Linked DNA regions of Homo sapiens: region 2 is linked to region 1. Evidence: chromatin contacts called from ENCODE Hi-C data. All regions are on one chromosome and are shown on one strand. The core of a region is the stretch at or near the end of the contact, and the rest is flanking DNA. Distances in the headings are between cores, read along the strand shown. Region 1 overlaps NRP1 (neuropilin 1). Region 2 has its middle 61 kb from the start of LINC02628.

Region 1 (5,923 bases), core at 1,985-4,484:
AGTAGCTGGGACTACAAGTGTGCGCCCTTATGCCTGGCTGATTTTAAAAAAAAAATTTATTTTGTAGTGTCAGTATCTTGCTATGTTGCCCAGGCTGGTCTCTAACTCTCTAACTCAACTGATTCTCCTGTTCTGGCCTCCCAAAGTGCTGGGATTACAGGTGTGAGCCACCACGTCCAGTCTGCTGGTCCTTTATACTGTACTTCAAGTTGGGCAGTGAAATGACTAGGTGGGTAGCAGGAAGGGGGCAGATAATAGAGTTCACTGGAGAAGCTGCCAGCTTTTTCTGTCCCCCAACCCATTCCTCCCCCACCAATTAATCTTAGGAAGAAAGTAAGGCAGGAGGTGGTGGGAGGGTTGTGATCTAGGGCATGGTGAGGTTTCTACCTGCTCAAAGGAAATACACTACACTTTCAATCTTTCCCCAGTGAATAAGAATTCCACACCGTCTTTCCCCACCTCCCCTTCAAGGGTCGGGAGAGAGCAAGCATTGTGAATTGTTTCTTTAGTTGTAAAATAAACGAGGGGACATAATATATGCTTGGACTTGTTTGAAAATAATTCAGAGTCAGGGATGACAGACATAAATTAAGTTTCCTATGATCTGATAATTGTTGAAGCAGGGTCGTGCACATAGAGAATTCATTCTACTATTTCTTTTCCATTTGTGAATATGTTTGAAATTGCCCAAAATAAGAAGTTCAGAAAAAGTATAAGATGAGGCTAGTTGCGGTGCCTCACACCTATAATCCCAGCACTTTGGGAAGCTGAGGTGGGTGGATCACAAGGTCAGGAGTTCGAGACCAGCCCGGCCAATGTGGTGAAATCCCGTCTCTACTAAAAATACAAAAAATTAGCTGGGTGTGGTGGTGTATGCCTGTAATCCCAGGTACTTGGGAGGCTGAGGCAAGAGAATCGTGTGAAGCCAGGAGGCGGAGGTTGCAGTGAGTGGAGCTAGTGCCACTGCATTCCAGCCCGGGCAACAGTGTGAGACTCCATTTCAAAAAAAAAAAAAAAAAAAAAAAGGATAAGATGAATGCTAATTCATAGATCCTTGCCCAATTTGCTGTTTTCAAGGAGGCCAATCAGTGGCCAACTTCAAGGGGCATTACTATGATTTGCCCTATGCTTCTCGCTACTAGGGAAAGAGACATTGTTAATTCTAGAAAATAATAGCACATGTGAACGCCTGTAGTAATTCCTACCCGCCCTAAATTCACAGACATTAGAAACCCTCCCAGTAACACAGCCTCGGAATCAAAGAGAATCTGCAAAGCCATGCAGCCGAAGTGAACTCTGTGATACCTGTGTGATCCTGAATGGGTCCCGTCTTGCTGGTCAACACACTCCACTTGAGCTGCACGTGATTGTCATGTTCCCAGTGGCAGAAGGTCTTGTGAGAGCCCCAGCCAAATTCACAGTTAAAACCATATGTTGGAAACTCTTCAGTGGGTGGGAAGTAAAAATAAGAGACAAGCAAAGAAAGGCAAATTTGATCATTTAGGGTCACAAAGGCCCTTGGTTCACTCATGGAAAGCACGATTTATACAACTTTATGTCTGTTTGAAAATTCCAGGAAAGCCAGGATTACCAAGAAACCAAAAGATGCATGGAGATGTCAAAATGTTTGCAAAACCACATTTAGTAATTTCTTTAAAAATCCAGCTTTAAAAGGATTATGGACTGCCTGTCAAATTGGGTTTACATAAAATCTCCAGGAAGGCTATTTTCTAAAGCACGTGTATTACATTTGCTGCACTCTCCCCATTTCCACAGTATTTAATATGAAAGCCATTCTGTTCTTGAGGATAAATCATATAAGTTGATACCCACCAATGAAAAGAATCTTAATTAGAGATTGACCCATGAAGCCTCAAAAGTGGAAAGTAACTTGGCGAAATGCCTCACCCAGGAGGTTTTCTCTATTTCCACCTCACCAGTTCATGCTTCAGGTCTTTAATGTCAGGGTTAGAATCTCTTAAGCATTTTAGGATTATTTTTTTTTCTTCCATGCCTTCTATAAGGTCGATTAATTTAAGTATAAATTTCTGCTTTTTTAATTTCTAAATTTACATATAAATTGTTCACCCGGCTTAAAACCTCAATGTAAGGTCATCTAAATCCAAAGCCCATTTCAATAGCTACCCGTTTTTACTTCTCTTTTCTTTTTTTTAATGTTCAAAAGGCTTCCTTAGGAATCTGAAAAGACAGCGTGAATGAATTCACGGGAATGACTTGCCTTGTGTGTGCCCTACAAGGTGCTGTTGGACTATGGTGTTTTTAAAACCCACAGCCTGACATTTTACACAGCCTCTTTTTGAAAGGAGCTTAACTTTTAAGTATGGGAAAAATGAAATCATTGCTACTTATTCCAAGTATGACTGTTGTTTTGGTAAACATAAGCTAACAATAAAAAAAATTCTAAAGATGAAATTCTCGGGCTTCTGCCCCCTCCTTTCGTCCTCCTATAAAGAACGAAGCCCGCAGATGCAGCTGTTTTCTCCAGTGACGAAGGGCCTTTAGGCTTGTCACTGACTTTAGGCAGTCCACGAGGTGGCAGCATTGAAACAAACAGGAAGGCGCCTGGGGCATCTGGACCGTTGAACTTAAAAATAAGCCTCAAAAGAATCCCTATGAACAATAAGGGAAGTCTGGTATTAGATGCTGTATTAGGGTCAGGCCAAGACCTTATCTCATTTTGAGCTTCTTTAACTTGCTTGTGTTTATTAACAAAGTATCTCGCCTTCTGCTCTGAGCCTTGTCTCCATGGCCCCTCCCCCAATGGCAGGAGGAATTTTAATGGGAAGATTTATTGAATAGATAAGAATGATTTACTTTGCATTTTTAGTTTATAAGGAACCCTTTTCTAGAGCTAATGTCAAATTTTGGAAGGAATCCACCATAAAAACTGTCCAAATGGAGCAGTTTGGATTCTCCCAATGATAATGTGACCTCCCAAAGGGTAGACAGAGCCAGTTTGGGAAAGTAAACTAGTAAGCTATGTGATGTGTAAAATGTGAGTACTTTCATTTAGTGCAAACAGGCTATATTTCACAGCTGTAGTGTCATCGGAGAGATATATTTCATGTCTAGTCTATCATAGCCATGAAATAGGACTTCTTAAGGCATGGGAAACCCTCTCCAAAATTTACCACTCTTTTCCGCAGCAAGATTGAATTATGTAGATGAAGTACAGTCAACTGAACGGTGACTGAATGATTGAGCAACCTTGGATGCCAACGCCCATGACCCTGAAATGTACTGTTGCATAATCTCATGTTAGAAAATGTTAATATTGGAACATGTTAATGTGTGTGTGGTTTTGATTTTTCTCCTTAAATGTACTTTATAAAACATGCACATTCAGGATAAAGAAAGCCACCCCAGCACACACAGTTCTGCCTGTATTTACTTTGTTAATACATTACATTTATTGTTTATAGAACAGAAAATGACATCATCCATTCTTTTGGCTCTTCATATTCTGATGATACCATAAAATGTAGGAACTTGGATATTTTTGAAATGACCAGGACATGGAACCGCTTTGCCTGAAAAAATGTTTCAGGCACTTCTCGCTTCAGAGAATGACAGTCTGCCTTTACCTTCCAATGTCCTTCCCCATCCTGTACATTTAACCAGGTGAACCGCTCTAAGTTTTTGTATTTTACTGCTCTTTTATCTTCTTGTCTTGATCATGTAACTTGTGGCAATTTGGTTATTTAAAGGATATGTTTTTAGATCAATGCCTTTTGTTGGGGAGGGTTATGGAGTGAGAGGTTCAATGTGGAAACTTCCAGCCTGGCTAGAAAGACAAACACACAAACCACCCATAAACATTTATAGAAAGGGAAAAGAAAGAGAGAAGGACAGAGGAAAGGAGAAAGGGAGAGAGAAAAGGAGAGAAAAAAGCAAATTAATGAATGAAACAAACATATAGGACTACTGACGTTTACGTTTTCAAAATATTACCCAAGCCCTGGCGGGGCACACAACTCTCATTAAATTCAATGGGGGTAATCCAGCTAAATCCCTTCTTGACTCTTAAAAATAGCAGGAAACAATATTCTGAACTTAAAACAAATTTACAGCCTCTGAGAGCAAGTACCAGCTGTGCTTGCCCAACCCATCTTGCCTGAAGTTGGATCATTAGCACCATATGTATGCATAAGGATTTAATTTTTATATCTGGTATTCCAAACTTCTATAGAGCAGTTTAACTCACTTGTTCATAGACTAGTCTTTCAGTCTAAACAAGCAGAGGTGCTCAGGCCCATACAATCGTAGGTGATGAATATACTCCGAACTGCTGCAGGAATGCTGGAGGAGCCTCAGAGGGTTAGAGCTCTCGCCAGAGAGAGCTAGATTAAAAATGTAAGGATCCCATCACTTGCTGGCAGAGCATTAACCAGCTTTTATGCATCTGATTACATAAAAGTATATAAATATTATATGCCCATGGAGTTTATTATATTGATGAGAATCAGCAAGATGAAATAGTAAGACTCTGAGTTGAGTCTATAATAGCAAAATGGAATTATGATGAAGGTTTTGAGGTCTCATTGACTGCTGCTTGTGATGATGCTTGAAGAATCTGGAGCCTGCAGAACAGTGTGGATCAAAGTATCAGGTGACTCAGGCCACTGGGTCAACTCTTCAGAGTTAGACCTGACCCCTGGCTTGAAGCATGCTCAAGTCCCCATGCAATATTCTGGGCATTGACTTAGCCAGAAGGTGACAATCAACAGAAGTCCTTCCAGGAAGGTCAGACAGCCCATTACCCACAAACAGAGCACTTGGAGTCCAGATTCATGACTCAGACAATGGAGAAACAGGAAAGCAAGTCAATTTGAAAAGAACTCTGCACTGACTGTGAAATGCAAACCGGACCTGACCACCCCTGATCAGTAGACCCGCGTGGTTTGGATTGAACTTGTTCAGATGGTGATAGCAACGGGTCCTACTGTTTGCAATTTGCATACCTGCCCTCTGACCACAGTAGACTCTGTGACAGGACCGACTGGCCCCTCTGAGAAGCCATCCCTTGAGTGACCTTGAGATTGTGCACAAATCAAATGTGTTAACAAAACCGCTCCTGCTCTGACAATATTGACCTTCAACATTCAGGGAAGATTACCTAGATTTGGAATCTGATAGAACTTTCCATTTTCTACACAGCTGTTGTTCACTTTTATTTTTTTTAACGATCCCTACCCCCTTTCATAGTCAAGGAGAAGAGAGATGAGATGAAACAAATTAGCTGGCGACTTCATAGTGGCTTTAATTACCTCTCTGGTAAGAGAAGAAACTGCAACAACAGCTAAAATGTTTGTTATATGATCAGAACTTCATTTGTTCACCTCACCCCTCTTCCCTATCCCAGAAAGGACATAGAGAACCAACTGGTGGTCACTACCCTTCATCCACAGAAAATCTTCCTGAGGGCTGAGAACTTTCAGGAAAGGTACAAAGAAAAGGAAAGGCACGGCTTTTTTCATGAGATACCTTCAGCTATGGGAGGTGCCTGCGCAGTCTTTGAAAGCCACATTTTACAACTTAAGATGTGTGTAGGACGACACCATTTTCTGAATTTAGGCAGTGACTCTTCTGTTTCATCTCTTGGTTTTGTAGAGGGTGTCTGGGCTGTGTGGTAGCAGGAATTTTGTCAACCTGAACATGCTACAGGGCAGCTGGGGGTTAAGTTTGACCAAAGAGAAGTTTGTTTTGCAGTTTAATCAGGTCAACAGTGACAGCGTCCTTTAAGGAAGCATACTAATTAGGGCGGCCCTTTCTACTTTCTGCCTAGCTGGGTAGTGTCATACCATAGAGGAAACATTGATATACACCACACGCCCCATTAATAAATGACTGCAGAAGCCAAGACTGAGTGAGCTTCAATAGAGGAAATGGGAGAAAGCTGGAA
Region 2 (5,714 bases), core at 1,646-4,145, 470 kb after region 1:
ATTGTGAAAAAAGAACACAGTATAACTACAAAAACACCATGTCCAACTTCATGAAGGCTGTTATCTTTGTTCGTGTAAGATGTCAGTGAAAATGGTGAAATGAGTGAATAAAAACCAAAGGTTTGTGATGTGCAAGGCTTTATTCTGTGGCTCTGCATGAGCTGCAAAGAAAATAAAACATGTGAAAAGATGAGGCATCCCTGAATGACACCTTTAATCAAGTCATTGTGCCTTTCTTAAATTTTCCATCACAAAGGCAACAAAAAACAGAATCCAGATTGGAAAAAAATGTTCATCCCCTACTGTGGAGATCAGCCAGCAGAGTGTTCTTACCCTCTACAAATTTACTAAATCTATACATGGGCCCCAAAGTTAAGCTCTTCCTGAGACCAGATTCAATTTAAGCCCTGGTTCTATGCATGTAATTAACTATCTCTGTAAGAATTTGAAATACCAAAATGGATTGCATATGCTTGGCATTTTTGCAGGCGTATAAATTGCATACTTTAAGCAAGGAGGGTGCCTCTTTCTGAATTCACCGGTGGTAGTTTAGGCAAGTTCTTCATGTAAATGCACATCCTGATGCATGAGGGAAAAAGGCCAGTCTCCCCAATTTCTTTGAAGGTTTTCGAAGCAGTCTTCATTGAAATAAATGTACTGGAAACAGCAGAAGTAGAAAAAACGGCACAAAGGTGATCACGTTTGCATAAAGAAGTCATTAGGAAGGTGTGCCAATGGAACAATTGTGTGATGTTGCATAACAAATGCACACTTTTTCGTTTAGTTATTTTAAAGATTCCATTTATCTAGTCGTTTTTTGCATTTAAAAAACATGATGCCAAATGATTCTCCATTCCTAAGATGCCAGCAGTTCTTGAAAATGCATTCACAGAATGATTAAAAGTATAATAAAAGAGTAAATCCCAATGTAATATTTATCCAGCCAGAATTTTCAGTGTGGAAAAAAAAAATCTGAACCCATCCCATCTCCCAATTGGTGCAATCACATCTTAATAAAGGACATATTTTAAACGTAGGCTGTTAAAAAACAGTGAACAAAACCAGAAAGAGAACTTCAAAACTCCCCCCAAATGCCTCCAAAACACAGACTCCATAGACTAGAAGCTCAATGAAACTTAGTATAGGCCCTGCCCTCTCCTCTCCAGGTCTCTGTTAGGTCTCTGCCCCATTGATGGCAGAGCAGCTGTTGTCCTCTGAGAGGGCCAAATTCAGTCCACTGCACATAGAACAATAATTGTAAATTCCCCGTGAGCACACTAAAGACTCAGCCTCACAAGTAATCAAAAACCAGATTAAAAGGAGAATGATTTTTCTTGTCTATCAAATTAGCAACAAGTAGATGCTTAACTGATTTTGCTTCTACGCTTGCCGCCTGTGGTCTCACCCGCACGTAGCAGCCTGAGTGATCCTGATGAAACCCCAGACACGCGGAGTCTCTCTCCTGATTAGGACCTTCCAGGGCCTCCTTCCCCACTAAGAATCAGGCCCGCTATCACCTGCCACCCCCTGGCTGCTGTTCCAAGAGCCTGCTCACCTCCTTGCTGTCTCTCTCCGCTCACTCTAACCCCACTGCTAGTCCCTTGACATTATGGAGTGAGCTGATCTTAAGCCCCTTATATTCGTTCTTCCTGCTGCCTGGAACGCTGTTTCCTTGGGTCTCTACGAGGCTTCCTGTCATTCTGCTCCAGCTCAGGTGTCAATTTCCTGTCTCAACTGAATAGAGAGCATCCCATCCAAAATAGCATCCCCCTGCCCTCCAGCCCCTCCCCTGCTCTCTTCTCTGCACAGGTCTTAACCATTGCACGATGTTACAGTGCATATTCATTTATTTATTTTTGCCTGTGAAGTGCCTTGAAGACAGGAAATCTTTTTTGTTGTTGCTCGTGGCTGGATCTCAAGTGTACAGAACCGTACCAAGCACACAGTAAATACGTGCTGATGATGGAAAGGATTTAAATGGCATGACCTGGTGTCACCAAGGCTATTCTCCACGTGTTCCCTTTCAAGGACCGTGGGGAGAGATGTTGGTACAATCACGATGGGAAATAATCTGGCAATGTTACCAAATGCCTCTAACATGTTTCTATCCTTGGACTCAGTTTACCACTTTTAGAAATTTTAGAAATTTACACTCGAGATCAGCAATATGGGCAAAGATTTACATAGAAAGATATTTATATTAGAGTGGTATTTTCAACAGCAAAAATGAGAAATGATGGGAATAAATAGTAATAGCAATAATGATATAGAATAGCTACTATTGATGGAGCAGTTCTGAAGTGTTGGGTAAGATGCTAAGTGCTTTAAACATTCTAAGAACCAGTTATTTGCAATTTAAAATGAAGACACTGAGGCAACTTGCCCGAGTCATCACCTGGTAAATTTTATAAAAAGTTAGAAATCAAGTTCTTGCTTCTCAGCCTGAGCTAAGAAATAAACAAATAGCAAGGCCAACATCACTTGTTGAGGACTTTGACAGAATCATCAAACAAGGCAAGCATTTTGCCTTACTCCGGGGGAGGGAGGTCAAAGGTATTGTTGAGCACCCAGGGTCACAGTTGTTCCTTCTGATCCAAACAACCCTAGATCCCCTGTGCCAGGCACAGGAAACTTTATCCCTTCGGTTCTCTGAAACTCTGTGCATGGAGCCAGCACGAGGACTTTTGCAAACATTTATCACTGACCTTTAAGAGGTCCACATTAAGCAAACAAACTCTTTCCTCTGCCCCACCCTCTCTTCTTCCTATTGTTGCCAGGGTCTATGGTTTCCTCTTGAATCTCTGAGCTATCCTCCATGGAGTCTCACTCATTTCCTGTCCGGGGAGCCTTGGCATCTGATCTGCAGGCGGCAGGCGCAGGAGCCAGCAGCCCCAGGGGCTGTTTCTCCTTCCTCATTGTCTTCGGGGAAACCGCAGGGCTGTTCTCCTCCCCTTCTGCCCAAAGGCCACCGTCACGAGAACCCAGCCCTCTGGTAGGAGGCCATCTGGCCCTGCCACCAGACCTGTTGATGGGTTGGCAACCGTCCCTTCCTCCTGTCTCCCCACTGCACCCCTCCACGCCTCCGCTCCACAAGAGGAAACTCTTAGCATCCCAGATGCTTGCAGCTTCGCCTGACTCCTCCAGTCCTCGGCTCCATATGGTCTGGATTCACTCTTTGAAATGGCTCAGCCTCTAATTCCCCATATTCTGTTCATGTGCTCATTTTAAGACTGTGTCCCATTGCCATGCTTGCTGCTGCTACATTTTAAATTGTTTTAATTTAAAGCTGATGCTGCTGGGCTAATTAATGCAACCGCTGCTAACCACGTGCACACATACATACTCGGAGGGCTGTGTGTGTGTGTGTGTGTGTGTGTGTGTGTGTGTGTGTGTGTTGAAGGGAAAGTTCCCTTCACATGGTTTCTTCTTGTCCCCAGAAATCTGAAAATCTCTTTGTCTTGGTACTTGTCCCAGCAACATCACTCTCTTCCTCTTTCTTTGGCCTATTCTTAGAATAAGGATATTTTGCAAAAAGAATAGGGGTATTTTGCAAAAAGCCACGGCCTCCTACCGTGCCAATTCTTGGAACAGCTACAAGAAACAAGACCCTCTTAGCCCAATTAGGGGAGTCAAACTGACCCAACTGCATACTTTCCTAAAGTTGACTGTGAACATTTCCGTCAGCATCGTTCCGATGTCTTTCCCTGCCTCTTTCTGGCTCTTTCCCTCCTACCTACCTTCAAACAGCCAAAGACCCCCGATTGCAAGGAAGGGTTATAGACCCTTTCTCCATTGCCTGCCTCCCGTGTCAATTCCTTCTTCCAGTCTTTCTGGGGGGGAAAAGGAACAATATGGTTAGTTCATTCAAGTATTCATAGTTGTTGGCCAATAGTAATATCAGGCAATAATCCTATCATTTAGTATTTTATTAAAATAGCAACAATATCTTAACCCAAAGGATTTATTAATACAGGGATGTCAAAATGATAGGAAAATATTTTTATATAAAAATTTTATATATCACCTCTCAGTTTGGTTTGTTTTTTGGCCTCTCTCCTATGACACCAGACTTCCGGGCAATCCTTGGCTCTGACCTTGGCACCTGGAAACAGCATGAATGTCCTTGAAGTTGGAGCCTTGAAGCTACTCAGGACTGCTCCACTCACCATAGAACTTTTTTTTTTTGAGACAGAGTGTTGTTCTGTTGCCCAGGCTGGAGTGTAGTGGTGTGATCTCAGCTCACTGCAACCTCTGCCTCCTGGGTTCAAGCAATTCTCCTGCCTCAGCCTCCAGAGTAGCTGGGACTACAGGTGCCTGCCACCACGCCCAGCTAATTTTTGTTTTTGTTTTTTTTTTAGTAGAAACAGAGTTTAACCATATTGGCCTGGCTGGTCTCAAACTCCTGGCTTCAAGCAATCTGTCTCCCTCAGCTTCCCAAAGTGCTAGAATTACAGGCATGAGCCACTGCACCCGGCCTGCTCCACTCACCATGTAACGTTTTCTGGTAGCACAAATGTTCAAGTGAACAATCTGGAAGATCAGATGAGAACCTAAATATGGATTATTTTCCAGAAGTGAGAATCAAACATGAATTTCCTCCTCATTCTTTGATTTAAGTGGGGGTTTTCCTTTTCTTTTTGTTTCTCTCAAGGCAGGATGAAGAAGCAAAGGCAGGCTAACTGTCATGGAGCCAGAGGACGAGGCCTCCTTTTCAATATTGTTTTTATTGATGAACAGCCATCTCACTCCATTTCCTGGCTGCGGTGCACTCAATTATATTTTCAGGATTGTGTGCCACCGAGTTCACACTGTCTTCTTCTTTTAGAAACTGCCTGGAATTATAAACAAAGGGGAATGCATTTTTAAGGAGTAAGGACAGGGAAGTCAGAATTACTGTGTCTCTCTGATTGCAGACAAATGACAATTTATTGAGCTTGCAAAGCCTGCCTGGATGGTGTCTTTGTTCTCGGTTTTATTTCTCCAGCATAGAAGGATGCCCTGTCTCCTTGCTAGAACAGGCTTGCTCTAAGGAAGGTCATTCCTGGTTACTAGAAATACAGAAGGCTGCACATGGACCAGTGTGCAGAGGCAGATGGGCCCGTGCCCAGGCCCCAACACTGGACCACGCTAGAACCACGAGTTGACTCAGACATAAAAACCAGTCAAATGAATCTGCCAGCACCATAAGTTAAGAGAGTTGGTTGGTTAATGTGACCTCAGTGTGGTAAAGTGAATGGAAAGGCCAGTAGCCAAGAGGCCTGGGTTTAATTTTAGCTCTGCCATCTGCTGCCTACAGGTCATGAAGTGCTTCTTTAGTGTCCCTTCAAGGGTTGGTTTCCTGATGAAACCAGCCCAATTGTCCCATAGAAATGATATCTATGGGTTTTTTTAATAAACATAGAAATTTACCCTGCCAGTTTTGAAACTTAAAATTTATATTTGTCTCATCTGAGTTTCTCTCTTAGCAAACTGACCCTCAGACAAGAGAAAGAAATTCAGCAGATCACCGCCAATGAGATGACAGACCCCTCATTCCTCACGACTGCTTCCTTATCCCTCCGTAATTCCTGTTTTATATTCCTCCCCTGCTATATAAACCCAGCAATTCTAGTCTCCTTGAAAGACAGATTTTAGACTAATCTTCTGTTTTCTGCAGCTGTAGCATCCGATTAAAGCCTTCTTCCCTGGCAATACTTGTTGTCTCAGTGATTGGC

Evidence for each region. Hi-C counts contacts between places; a loop is a spot of excess contacts on that map. Pooled maps may share reads with other maps.
Region 2: a loop to region 1 is called in a pooled map, with 2.6 times the contacts of the local background. The contact joins two enhancer-like sites. A Hi-C loop is called at or near these places in 1 of 168 maps with a recorded cell type or tissue (CD4-positive, alpha-beta memory T cell) and 6 of 50 pooled maps.

The regions. Positions count from the first base shown.
Region 1 is chr10:33,190,976-33,196,898 of GRCh38, forward strand. NRP1 (neuropilin 1) reads right to left here. Exons shown (of 17, transcript NM_003873.7): 13 at 1,306-1,443. Among named protein-coding and RNA genes, the nearest start is that of IATPR, 77 kb to the left of the region's middle. Within about 2 kb of position 3,235, at least 17 of the 41 ENCODE cell types and tissues checked have a DNase peak (open chromatin) inside an H3K27ac peak, as active enhancers do.
Region 2 is chr10:33,659,061-33,664,774 of GRCh38, forward strand. No RefSeq gene overlaps it. Among named protein-coding and RNA genes, the nearest start is that of LINC02628, 61 kb to the left of the region's middle. RefSeq lists an enhancer at 2,971-3,471. Within about 2 kb of position 2,896, at least 16 of the 41 ENCODE cell types and tissues checked have a DNase peak (open chromatin) inside an H3K27ac peak, as active enhancers do.